3 separate regions of the Homo sapiens genome follow, and all the other regions are linked to region 2. The links are chromatin contacts, found by Hi-C in ENCODE. All regions are on one chromosome and are shown on one strand. The core of a region is the stretch at or near the end of the contact, and the rest is flanking DNA. Distances in the headings are between cores, read along the strand shown. Region 1 overlaps ZNF521 (zinc finger protein 521). Region 2 holds the start of LINC01894 (long intergenic non-protein coding RNA 1894). Region 3 has its middle 120 kb from the start of ZNF521.

Region 1 (4,121 bases), core at 1,465-3,964, 300 kb before region 2:
TAGTTGCTGACCTTTATACTCTCTTTTTTTTTTTTCTGAATTTCTCCTGAATTTCTTAAGGAGGGGTTTCATAAAGAGGGTTTTTATGTCTTGCAGAAAATTGAGTTTTGTAGACATTACCTAACTCTTGATTTGTCACACCGGGATCAATAACATTTCGCTGCTCTTAAACACACAGAATCACAGGGGACACATAATGTTTTTTATAAGTGCAGTAAAGTTAACGTGTTGTTGAAACAAAAACTCCTCTGACAGTCCTGTAATAAGTACACTCTGAAACTAGCAAATTATCTGTAATACTAGGAAAGGCAGGAAGAGCGCTTAAGAGTACAATATGTACGTTGTTGGCATTAAGCGCTGCAAGAATAAGAAATTAGGATTTGCTGCTCTCTCCTCAGTTGCATGTCAGAATGATTACGGAGTCAGTTTCCTCAGAAGAGAAGCCGACCAGGCCCCCCAGGAGTGTTTCTTGAGGCCACGTTTTTACCAAGTTTGCTTGGTATGTTTGGTCTCTTTGTTCTTTGAGGATATTCTGTATTAGTTACAGAGAAGCATTTTCCTTATAGCAAAGAAGGTATTTTAAGCTAGATAAGAAAAATGGGCCATTTTCTTCTCCTGTCCCCAAAGTCCATGTCTGGTCCATGAATTTTCTTTTGGAGTATTCACTGATATTCTAAAGATGTCTTCAGCAAATATAAGTCCCATATGATGTAATTTGCAAAAGATATTTGGAATTGAAACCACCCTTGTATGTGCTTTCATTTCCTCAGTCCAGGGAGTCCGAGGATCTTGTGTTAGATTAGACTAGGTGGGCACGCTTTTAACCGCTGAGGTGCCTTGGCCTAGACTCTGCGTCTTCCCCTCCTCCCCTTTTCGTTTAATTAAATTTCTGATTCCCCTTTCCAGACCTTCAAATCCCGTTTTTCTTTCCTCCTACCCAAATGGTGTTTAGTTGTTACTCAGCTTCTATTTCAAGAAATGAAAAAATAGAGATTATTTTTAATATCTGAGAGATATATAGTCTATGAGATGTGACTGATTATTGTATGACCTTTGTTTTTTCTCAACATTTGTTTTTCTTTAGGAATAAAATAGTAGCTAAGATTGGAAATCTGTTTCAATTGAGAAGAATGGGTGTTTTGTTGGTGGCAGACATTGGCTCTCCTCTGTATGGTGGTAGGTAGGGCTGGAAGCTGATGATGGCTGATGTGCAAATCTTGTCATTTTATGCAAGCTGGTGCTGTTCATCCTCCAGCTCTTTGCAGAGAATGTAGTTTTATGTTCATTTAATAATTATCCATTTTGGTTGTACTTGTCGGGGAGAGCTTCTTGAGCCCCATCAGTTTTTCAGAGAAGCACCACTCAAGCTCTTCTGCTGAAAATGTTTTTCCTTCCCTCCCTTCACTTCATTCCACTCTTCCCCTTATCGACTCTCTCATCAGTGCCAGAGCTCTTCAGTATTCCACTCCTGTCCTTTGTGAAGTGATTTTGCCCAGACACGTCTGGCTCAGGGTGAAGTGCCCTCCCCTGAGAGCGCGCACTGCAGCCCCAGGTCGCCAGCACCATGAATACATTATTATCCCAATTTCCATCCTGTTGCCACGGCAGCACTTTTGGAGCTGCTGGGTTATTAAGTCGTACATCACTAATACCCTGATATGAGCAGAAGTTGGATTTAATATCGGCCTTTGATCAGATTACCTCCCAACAGTCAGCTGTCATTAGAAAATTCCTTTGCTCATTATACCCTCAGAGCTCTGGCCTGTGTAGCAAAAGGGTGGCAGTCCTGATACATGGAGGCAATTTCAAGCCTGGGCCTTGCACTGTACACTTAATTTATTTTCTGACCTTTTTGTGATTTGGGGAGATTCTGTATAGCCATGCGTGCATGTGCGCGCGCAGGCGCGTACGTGTGTGTGTGTGTGTGTGTGTGTGTGTGTGTGAGAGAGAGAGAGAGAGAAGTGCAACTACAAAATCTGTCTGTAGTTCTGTAGGTGGTGGATAGAGGTACGTGTGAGGGGGTGGTTGTCTTTTGCCAAGTGATACTATACTTTGTTGGAAAGTGTCTGTTTTCTGCCTGTCCTCGGGTAATGTATAAAACATGGTGCTTCAGGTAGAGATGAAGGGTAAACTGATGTCCCCCTAAATGGCCAGCCTGTGTATGCACCTAACACTTCACTGAGCAATCTGTCAACATGTCAGCAACACATGTTTTATAAAAAGCCTCCAGTGGGAGCAAAGGCTCCTGCCAGGGCTTAGGAAATGCTTTGAATTCAGCAGATTTCTATTGCTGGAGTCCCCCGAGGTTCCTTTTACAATGCCTACATTTCAGAAATTTGAACTTGGGACCCTTAGGGGGTTCTCTCCGAATGCCTGAAAATGTAGAGTTATATTGTTGCGTGTCCCCAAGCGGTCTTTACTAATACCTGAATTCGGAGAAGCTGGAAATTACAGAGCTCCCCAGGGGAAGCTTTATCCACACCAGGAAGAAGAGAATAACTCTGCAGGGAGATTGCTTAATGCATTGCTGAAATAAAAGAATTTGAGAGAGATGGGTTGAAGTGTTTTTTTTTTTTTTCCCTTTTCTGGCCACTCCTTCAGCTTAGCTAAGTCCTTAAAGACAAAGTCAGGGTAAGGAAGCAGCTGGGCTCTTTTTAATGAAATTTTAGATGTGGCTTTTGAAATAGTCAGATGCCTGATGCCTCCCTGTGTGTGTGTGTGTGTGTGTGTGCGCGCGCGCACGCACATGAGTGTTTGTGTAGTCTCTCTCACTAGAAACCTCTTTTGTTTACATGCAAAAAGTTGTTTTCATTTTTAGGTGCATCATCAGTTTCATCTTGTTTCCTTCCAGGCTTAGCTGTTTCTTTTTTTATACTCCCAATGTACCTGTCTCAGTTACTTGGAAATATTTCTTCATCTCTTTCTCTTTTTTTATGGTGCTTTTCTTTTATTACATCTGCCTGTCATGCTTTGTACTCTCCCCTTTTCATAACTTGTGGTGTTGCTACTTTCCTTTCGAACTCTCACTGCTTTATTGAAGACTTCTTTATGCCTATGACTCTGCCTCTCTTTTTAATTTTCCTCCGGCCCTCAGCGCTCTCGTCTCAACTCAGATTTTGGAAATACTTGGGTATTTTTTGGCTGCTTTCTGATGAGATGACTTTGCTGATTTTTTTGTGTGACGTATTGTTATTTTGCTGCTGCTACATTTCATCAAGACAGGTTGCTTTGACAATTTGGAGTAGATCTGCAAGCTTCAGACTCGGTTGTGCATTCATTCAGGAAGTAAAGGATAGCTAGAGCAGTGCGTTTAGTGTGTGTATGTGTGTGTGTGTAAATGTTTATCATACATACATAGGGCTTGAGGGCAAGGGTGGGAGTGTCATTGTTGTATTTTAAGTGAATAAAAAATTTTGAAGTCCATTTCTGTTCTTTATTATCTCTGGTAAAGAGAAAGAAAAATATCCTCCTTGTGTGTGCACTTTTCTAGATCTTTCCTTGGCTGTCTTTTGACACCATGTCACCTGACCTTATCAGGAGGGAGCTGGGGGCTCAGGCTCATGTTTACTCAGGGTCCTCCTGGGACTGAACACTACCTTTGAGTCCAGCTTCTTTCAGCTTTGCAGACAAAGACAAGGAGGACATTCTCACAGAACTCAGCCGTCTAGTGTAAAACAGTTCCAGCTGTTGCTGCTCATGAATTTTTTTGGGGGGGGGGGAAAGTATTGGCTTGTTTTTTAGGTGTGGCTACATTCATAGAGCTGTCTCCAGACATTGATTTTTTTTCTTCAACTGATTCCGTTTAAAAGTGGTGAGGGATTAAAACACCAACTCTTTTGGAATTTGGCAAATTATAATAAGGTTTTAAACTCCCGTCAATGATGATGGGGGTATTCAGATCTTTTGCTTTTGAAGTTAAAAAGGGTCAGATGTTTTCAGATTTACCCAAATTTACGATTTCCAGCAGCACATTATTTTCTATTTTCCATTTAAGTTTATGTTCAGCTATTGAATAATATTCTTGGATTTTTCTGGAAAGCTTTCTGGTGAAACATCAAGACAATGAAATTAATTATACTTAATGCAGACACATAAACTTGGAGGGGGTATAGTTGGTGTTT
Region 2 (3,849 bases), core at 388-2,887:
CATTTTATTTCTTTCATCTCTTTCTCTCTTTTCTCTTCTCTTCTTCTCTTCTTTCTCTTCTCTTCTTTTTTCTTTATTTTTTTGAGACAGGGTATCACTCTGTTGCCTAGGCTGGAGTACAGTGGCATAATCATGGCTCACTATAGCCTCAACATCTGGGGATCAAATGATCCTCCTGCCTCAGCCTCCCAGGCAGCTGGGACCACAGTTGCATGCCACCACACCCAGCTAATTTTTCTGATAGAGGTGCAGTCTCACTATGTTGTCCAGGCTGGTCTTGAACTCCTGGTCTCAAACGATATTCCTGCCTCGACCTCCCAAAGTGCTGGGATCACAGGCATGTGCCACCACACACAGCGTGGTTTTTAAAATGGGATATATATAAAAATGGATATATATATGTGTGTATATATATATAAAAATGGATATATATGTATGTATTTAATACGGAGTCTTGCTCTGTCAACCAGGCTGAAGTGCAGTGGTGCATTTTTGGCTCACTGCAATCTCTGTCTCCTGGGTTCTCCTGGGTTCAAGTGATTCTCGGGCCTCAGCCTCCCAAGTAGCTGGGATTACAGACATATACCACCACGCCTGGCTAATTTTTGTATTTTTAGTAGAGACCAGGTTTTGCCATGTTGGCCAGGCTGTTCTTGAACTCCTGACCACAAATGATCCACCCGCCTTGGCCTCCCAAAGTGCTAGGATTACAGGCATGAGCCACTGTGCCTGGCTTGGTCTTATATATTTTTAAATGAAGTGGTTGTGTGGGTAGTTACCTGTCGGATTTGCACCATTATAAAAACAAATACAAACTACTTGGCTCATTTGCAACAAAGTTTGTGCAAGAACTGTGGCAAGTGAGCCTCCTGAAGTTCAGGAACTGCAAGAGAGAAGGGTTCCTGTGAGAGCCACTCCCAGAGGTCTTGGCCAATCAGGATGGCTTCAGCAGTGAGCAAGTGCTGAGCTGAATTCAGGGGCCTCTGGAGATCAGTGCTGCTGGGCGTGGAGCAACTTACAGTGCCCCACACAGCCACCCTGAGGCCAAACAGGATGCCCCCTTTTCCTGCTTCCACACATATTCCTTAGACTTCTCCTTTTTTGTGATATTTTTCATTTTCAACTCAAACCTGCCCTCAAAATCGCTTAAATCTGATTGTGTCTTTGTAAACATGTAGGGAGTGAAGACACACCATGTGATTCGCCTCGGGCCCCACACACCCTAGGGATCATTCTTGGATCCTCTATGCTTGGACGGGACACAATTGTTTTAGTTACGTAGGACCAGGAGAATTTGCAAAGTTATCAACAAGAGCATAGGGTCAGAGAGGAAGAGTGAAGCAGAGACAGTGAACTTTAGAAGCATAATCTCATTTAATCTTTCCAATATCCAGAAATTGAGGATTTCTTAAATTCACATATACACTGAGGACCAGGAAGACTTGTTATTAAAGTTACCCATGTAAGTGGCAAAGCTGGGCTCCAAATCCAGGCTGGGTTGATTCCAAGGCTCTTGTTTTTCACTGCGCAATTCTGAAGGCAGCACAGGTTCCTGAACAAAGTGTTCTGGGCATTCCAAACTTTCAACTGTCACCAAAAAGCCCAGCAAAAATGGGGGGAAATCCTTCAGGGAACTATTCTCAAGTGAGCCACAGGAAGAGTCCTGTTTTGAGGGCAAGGCTTTTCTTGAAAACTACACTCTCTATGCAGCTCATTCCTGAAGAAGGGCTTTGGCATGTGGAGATTATGCCCTCTTGCTAGGGTACTGGAAGGGATCCATGTGGTATTGTCCCAGCAATAACTCTGCCACAGAGATATGCGATCTCCAGCAGCTGTCGGCAGGCTTCACTCCCATTCCATCCTCCTTCCTGCATCCAGTAGTCTCCCAGCCCCGCCTCACCCTCCCACTGCTCCAGAAGAATGACAGAACTCAGAGCTGCAAGAGAAAGAAGACTGAATTCAGTCTCTCTTGCAGAAAAATTGTTTTCCGTCAAGTTGATAATAATGATCACACTGAGAATGAATGACTCAAGATGAATATCCAAAGATATATCAAAACCTGGTCAGCAGTCGTGGGGAAAGGAAGAAAGCCTGAGTTGAGTTTATGAAAGTTTTCCACTAAAGTCAGCAACAGCTTAAATTCAAACCAGGCACAAGACGCTTGAATCTCCATATGAGTTGTTCATCAAAGGGCTGAAAGAAAAGAAATCTGAGCCCGAGCACGGTCTGGCCTAAAAGCTTTCAAGTGACTCCTTTCTGGTAAGGAAACTATTTCCTTTGTCTGTACATGTTCAGGAAAACTGCCTTTTTGGAGCCTGGTTCATTCTCAATTCAGGTCACAGTTATTTTCACCAGTTAAAAGAAAAAATCCTAAGCATGGAAATGTCTGCTGTTCACCATACTCACACTCACAGATGCACACACACACACACACACACAGTTATAAATACACAGATCGTGTTTATTCATACTGGAATACTATATGACTTACATGTTTATTCTAGGCTGATTTCAACTGGGGTGAAGCAGCTAGCACTCTGGTATTCAGGTTATCTATGACTCTGTTTGCTAGAAATCAGGGAAGTCATGTACCATGATATTGCCAACACGCCTTTAATAAAAAAAAGCAAGCTCAGAGCTTAAATCCAGACTTCTTTGCTAAGGAAAGTAGGCTATTTAGACAGGATTGCATTGATTAAAAGTGAGGAGGAATAGCCAAACTCCACAAGGAAATGAATCTTCGTGGCTACCCCATCTCGGGCTTCCTTTCTTTCAGCACTTGGTTTAGACAAATGGCTCTGGAGTTCGCAGGGTTTGTTCACAGTCAGTTGAGAGGGATCTCCCCTCTGCTCACTTGATTTTCAGCTTGCAAACCCTTACACAGCATTCAGATGGAACAGTAGCTGGGAGATCATGAGGGTCTTCCGGTGTGTTTCTTAACAGTGTGCCTTAACATTATTTTCTCTTCTGGCTTTTGTTTCCTTTTTTTCCTGTTTCATTTTTTCTTTTATTTTTTTTCTCTGTAGTCTAATGGGATTCTTAGAAATTAGAGCTGAAAGAATCTCTTTAAGCTTGTCTCCCTTATCCCTTTTCAGGGCACAGTTTTTAACCTAGGGTTACATTTCCATTTTTCCATCAAGGCCCCTTCTAAATGCCTCTAACTGTGGGGCTCCCACCACTTCCCTTGGGAGACTATCCCCTGACCTCACAGACTTGGCTGTAAGGAAGATTTTTTGAGAACCCATCCACCAACTCTTCTTTCCTTGCTTCATGCTACTCCTCCAGGCTGCCTCTCCTGAAGGTGGATTTGGGTTTCTGCATCCACTGCACTCCCTGCAGGAGGCACAGATTTGATATCTACACAGAGCAATGGCTATTTTTACAGGGTTCTTTTTTGGGGGAAATGTGAGTCTGCTTCTAGATAATCTGTCAGTGGACCGAGATTATAACACACCCAATTCAGGAGACTTTTACATTTACATTTGGTGTGGGGTGAAGCAATAGATGAAATGAAATCTGAATTTTGCCTATTAGCTTGTCTTACTTGCATTAACTAGTTAGTGGAAAATAAGTCATGTTGATAGTACCCTTTTCTGTTTATTAACAAGATGATTGGATTTCTCACAAGGCTGACAGGGTGTTTCTGTCCATTTTTAGAAACTAGTCCAAATAGTACTGGGGGAAAGAAGAAAGTGTTTCCCCCTAGTCCATAGAATTTCTCGGCAGAGACGACCCCAAATCACGCCCTTTGTAGACATGTTAGAATGTTCTGGCTGATGGCCTGCTCACACACCACCAAACCACTGGTGGAATTTGGTTCCCTGTCAGCCTTTCTCCATGAAACTTGAG
Region 3 (3,998 bases), core at 1,251-3,750, 480 kb before region 2:
ATAACAAATGCTGGGTTCCTGAGAAGAGCCTTCTAGAGAGGGAAGCCTCTATTTCCTTCCAGACAATGTTTAATCTCATAGCAGCACTGACTAATAAAAGCAAAAGATCAATACAAAGCTGTATTGCTAGGATGAAAATTTACTAACATAGTCATTCATATCACAGGAACATCTGGTTAAAGCTTCAGGGCTCCCTTACTTTCTTAGTTATGATTTTATGGGTCTCTCCAGGCTCCTTTTTAGGATTTTAGCAGGCATTTATAGCAGGCTGGACATTTTAATCTTTTTAATGTGGTTATCTGATCCACACTTGGCTTTCTAACACTGACTGGTCATCTTCTCCACTCCTCGCTTATTGCACTTGAATCAAGTTATGATAAGCTCATACTGTAATAGCCCCTAGTCCTAAACGGGTCTAACTTCATGTAAGTGGCCTCCTGAGCTGCTATTTATGGTCATTTCTGTGAGGCACTGTCTTTAAAACCTTGGCATTTAGTGCCTTCTTCCTATCCCCATGACTTGGAATACATAAAGACTATTATAAATCACATAGCCAGGCCTGCAGGTATACTTTTTGCTAGAAGAGATTTCTGAGGCCTGAGGGGCAGGCCGAGGAGTCCTGGTTTACAGGCCTGAACCAGACGGACATGTATGAGGTTGACAAGATGGCTTGGTGGCCCAGCATGATCCCCACCTATGGTCTTCAATGTGGTGGCTTGGTGCAGAATTTTTGGTGGTTGAATTTGCTTGTTTGTGGTGTGTGAATCAGAATTCAGTCCCTTCTGGAGACCCATTGGTTTGAAAGTGGTAGGTAGACAGAATACTAAAATTCACAAGAGAATTCAAGTAAAATACCTGAGGTAGAGAAAGTAAATGTAAGTATAGTTTTACGTCTAATATTTCAACAAACCTAGCCATTATGATACGCAGGGACAGTAAGGGTACCGGTATTGATGGTACCTACTGTGAGAAAATTTCTCCACATATGTTAGATGTAATTTAATTTTACATTTATCTGAGGTAGATATTATCTGAACTAGGACTTGTTTACTGAACACTTACTGTAAAATAACCCCCGGGCCACATACTTAGTACATTTATATTTCATTGGCTCCTCATAACAATTCAGAGAGGTAGGTACTATTATTATTATTATTATTATTATTTTTGAGATGGAGTCTTGCTCTGTTGCCCCAGCTGGAGTGCAGTGGCGCAATCTCGGCTCACTGCAAGCTCCGCCACCTGGGTTCACACCATTCTCCTGCCTCAGCCTCCCGAGTAGCTGGGACTATAGGCGCCTGCCAGCACACCTGGCTAATTTTTTGCATTTTTAGTAGAGGCGGGGTTTCACCGTGTTGGCCAGGATGGTCTCGATCTCCTGACCTCGTGATCCACCCACCTCGGCCTCCCAAAGTGCTGGGATTACAGGTGTGAGCCACCGCACCTGGCCAGAGGTAGGTACTATTATTATCTTCATTTGGCAAGTTCAGAAACTGCGTCTCAGAGGGATTAAGGAACATTCTTGAGTGAAACAGCCAGCCAAGGGCAGCATGGGAGTCAAGCCTCAGTGTGTCTGACTTCACAGTCTTTGCACATGATAAACAGCGTGACTACAATGACTAGAAAAACACATAAATAGATGTAAGTTATTATTCTAATGTCTTATAAAATTCCTTTGCTATTTTACAGTAAAGCCAAGTCATCTACTTCTGTTGAAACTAAGCGTGTCAGACCCATCTCAGAAGATATGAGTTACCACAGATCTTCAGATAAAAGAAACAACACGTTAATTCACTTAATAACACATTCTTCAGAGGAGGAAATTGAAATACAGTTTTAACTTGATTACTTTGTTCTTTCTTAACTGGGCAAAACCAGACACACAGAGTTCCCCCTCTCTCTCCTTCTTCCAGGATGCCTTGGACAGGCTGTGCACAGACCACCTTCTCCCCCAGTTCCTAAGGGTCAAATAAAATGGAGAGACTATTCACTGCAGATACGGAGGCTTTGTCATGCGTCAGTTCTCAAAATTGGCTGCCTGGCACAGAAGATGATTTAAGTAAAACTGAACTAATTTTCAAAACTGAAACTTAAGCTGTTGAGCAACATGAGCCAAGTGCCATTTGTCTTGGACACCCCAACACTTTCTTGGCTCCTATTAGCAACTCAAATGTTCCCTGGTCACATTAATTAGCTCAATTGTCCTAGACAGGAAGGATGGAGGGAAGGCACAGGGCTCCAGCAGCCCAGGCTGTGGCAAACTTGGACTCTCAGAGACATTTCCCAGCATCGTTCTGAGGACTATTAGGGATCAGAAACACTCTGAGGCTGGTCGCCTACACAGAGCAAAATTGTCCCCATAGGATAACCCAGCAGCCTGCTGTGACATAGACTTTTGAGGACAAAGAGGTACAGAGAAGGCCAGCATGGGCAGAGCTCCTGGACAGAGACTTAAGAATATTTAGTGAAAGGAGAGCACTCCTCTTAGCTCTAAACCTCACACATCCCCCGTCGCTGCCCAGGCATTTGGGTGATGACACATCCCCCTTGGGACACAGCCCAATCTCCCTGACAGCTGTGCCCAGAAGGCCATCAGAGGCAGGCCCTGGCAGCTGACAAGCCTCTGTTCAGCCAGCTCTGGCCTTGAGGTACCTTTCAATGCCAAAGAGAGGAATGCAAGGATCAAATTTCTGAGCACTAGAACTTGACCATGACTTCCAAAAACTGAGTCACAAGAACACACGTATCACACAAAGGACTTTCTTACTATCCAACAAACACATATGTCCCCATTCCTTTTCTGTTGGAAGAAGAAATAGAGAAAAACCAGCCCTGAGTTCCTCCTGGGACTGGAAGTGTGCCTATTTCTTCCCTTTTCTGCAGCCACACTAAGGGATTGTGTCAACATTGTAAAGCCATCCATATTGAAAATGGTTACATGGAAATATTTTTGTAACCTATTATTACTATTAATACTCTGGTTTCTCTTCAGATTGTATAAATCTTTCAGCTCATTATTATTATTATTTGGAGGAAAGGGGAAGCTAGTGGTAAGTAGGAGGCACCGAGTAAATACCTCCAAGAGGGCTATAAGTTTTTGCGTTTAGCAACGGAAGTGATGTCTGAGAGAGTCAGATCCCAGTAATATGCAACAAGCATCATGGAGCTCCAAGTGTGTTTCTTGTAATTTTTGTCATTGCAAGGAAGCTGCAGTATGTCTTGGAGTCAAAAAGTCCTGGGCTCTAATTTTAGCTATAACATTTAACAGTGAGCATGTCTATGGACAAGTAAAGTTTACATTTCCTTAGCCTAAACTGACTCACCAGTAAAATGGGAATGATAAAGCCAACTGCGCAGGCTTGTTTTGCAAAGACTAAATGAGATAATGCAGGTAAATTTGCTAGCACATGTAAATGCTCCCTCAGTGGGGGTTTTCATAATTAATAAGATTAACATGTTGTGTTCACAATGCTGATGCATGTTTGAAGTTCTCATCTTTTGCCTCTTAGGGGGAAGCTCATGCCACAGGACCTCTTCAAGAGCTGGAGACAAAAAGCCCCCTGTTCTGAGAATTGTTGAAAGGTTTCTTTCCCTTTCCCAGATTCTTTGCTCCTCGGTGCCCTGTCAAAACATCTGGCCCCTTTTGTCCTCAGCTTTCCCTGTGCTATTAAAGCCAGTCCTCATCACGAGCCACTTCCTGTGGACCTAAACATTTTTTTTATTATGCACCTTAACACTTCAAGATGATTAGAGCTGAAAGGGTAAGAACAAAAAATGAAGGTTGAGCCTTTCTTTTCCAGCAGCTAATTTGATTCCAACAGCACTTGAAAGAAAGAAAGAAAGAAGCTCAAATGTTATGTTTTCATCTGCTAAGAATGAAGAAAGCATTATTTTTAAAAATTCCCCTCTCTAGCTTGAGATTAAGAGTATAATAAAAGAGGTTAGTGTCTGGCAAAATATTCTCAGTGGACTAATGTGGTCATTCCTTTATCCAGAGT

The links. A loop is a pair of places that touch in the nucleus more often than their neighbours do. Pooled maps may share reads with other maps.
Region 1: a loop to region 2 is called in a pooled map of right cardiac atrium, with 2.7 times the contacts of the local background. The contact joins the enhancer-like site here to the promoter of LINC01894 in region 2. A Hi-C loop is called at or near these places in 2 of 168 maps with a recorded cell type or tissue (gastrocnemius medialis and psoas muscle) and 4 of 50 pooled maps.
Region 3: a map of gastrocnemius medialis shows a loop between it and region 2 (4-fold over the local background). The contact joins the enhancer-like site here to the promoter of LINC01894 in region 2. A Hi-C loop is called at or near these places in 2 of 168 maps with a recorded cell type or tissue (gastrocnemius medialis and psoas muscle) and 2 of 50 pooled maps.

Annotation. Positions count from the first base shown.
Region 1 is chr18:25,283,521-25,287,641 of GRCh38, reverse strand. The region is part of intron 3 of ZNF521 (zinc finger protein 521); the gene reads left to right. Among named protein-coding and RNA genes, the nearest start is that of ZNF521, 67 kb to the left of the region's middle. RefSeq lists an enhancer at 1,149-2,853. Within about 2 kb of position 2,714, at least 4 of the 41 ENCODE cell types and tissues checked have a DNase peak (open chromatin) inside an H3K27ac peak, as active enhancers do; they include gastrocnemius medialis, where a contact is called at or near this core.
Region 2 is chr18:24,985,767-24,989,615 of GRCh38, reverse strand. LINC01894 (long intergenic non-protein coding RNA 1894) reads left to right here and starts at 1,637. Exons shown (of 2, transcript NR_146903.1): 1 at 1,637-2,259.
Region 3 is chr18:25,465,998-25,469,995 of GRCh38, reverse strand. No RefSeq gene overlaps it. Among named protein-coding and RNA genes, the nearest start is that of ZNF521, 120 kb to the right of the region's middle. RefSeq lists an enhancer at 3,107-3,998. Within about 2 kb of position 2,500, at least 8 of the 41 ENCODE cell types and tissues checked have a DNase peak (open chromatin) inside an H3K27ac peak, as active enhancers do; they include gastrocnemius medialis and psoas muscle, where a contact is called at or near this core.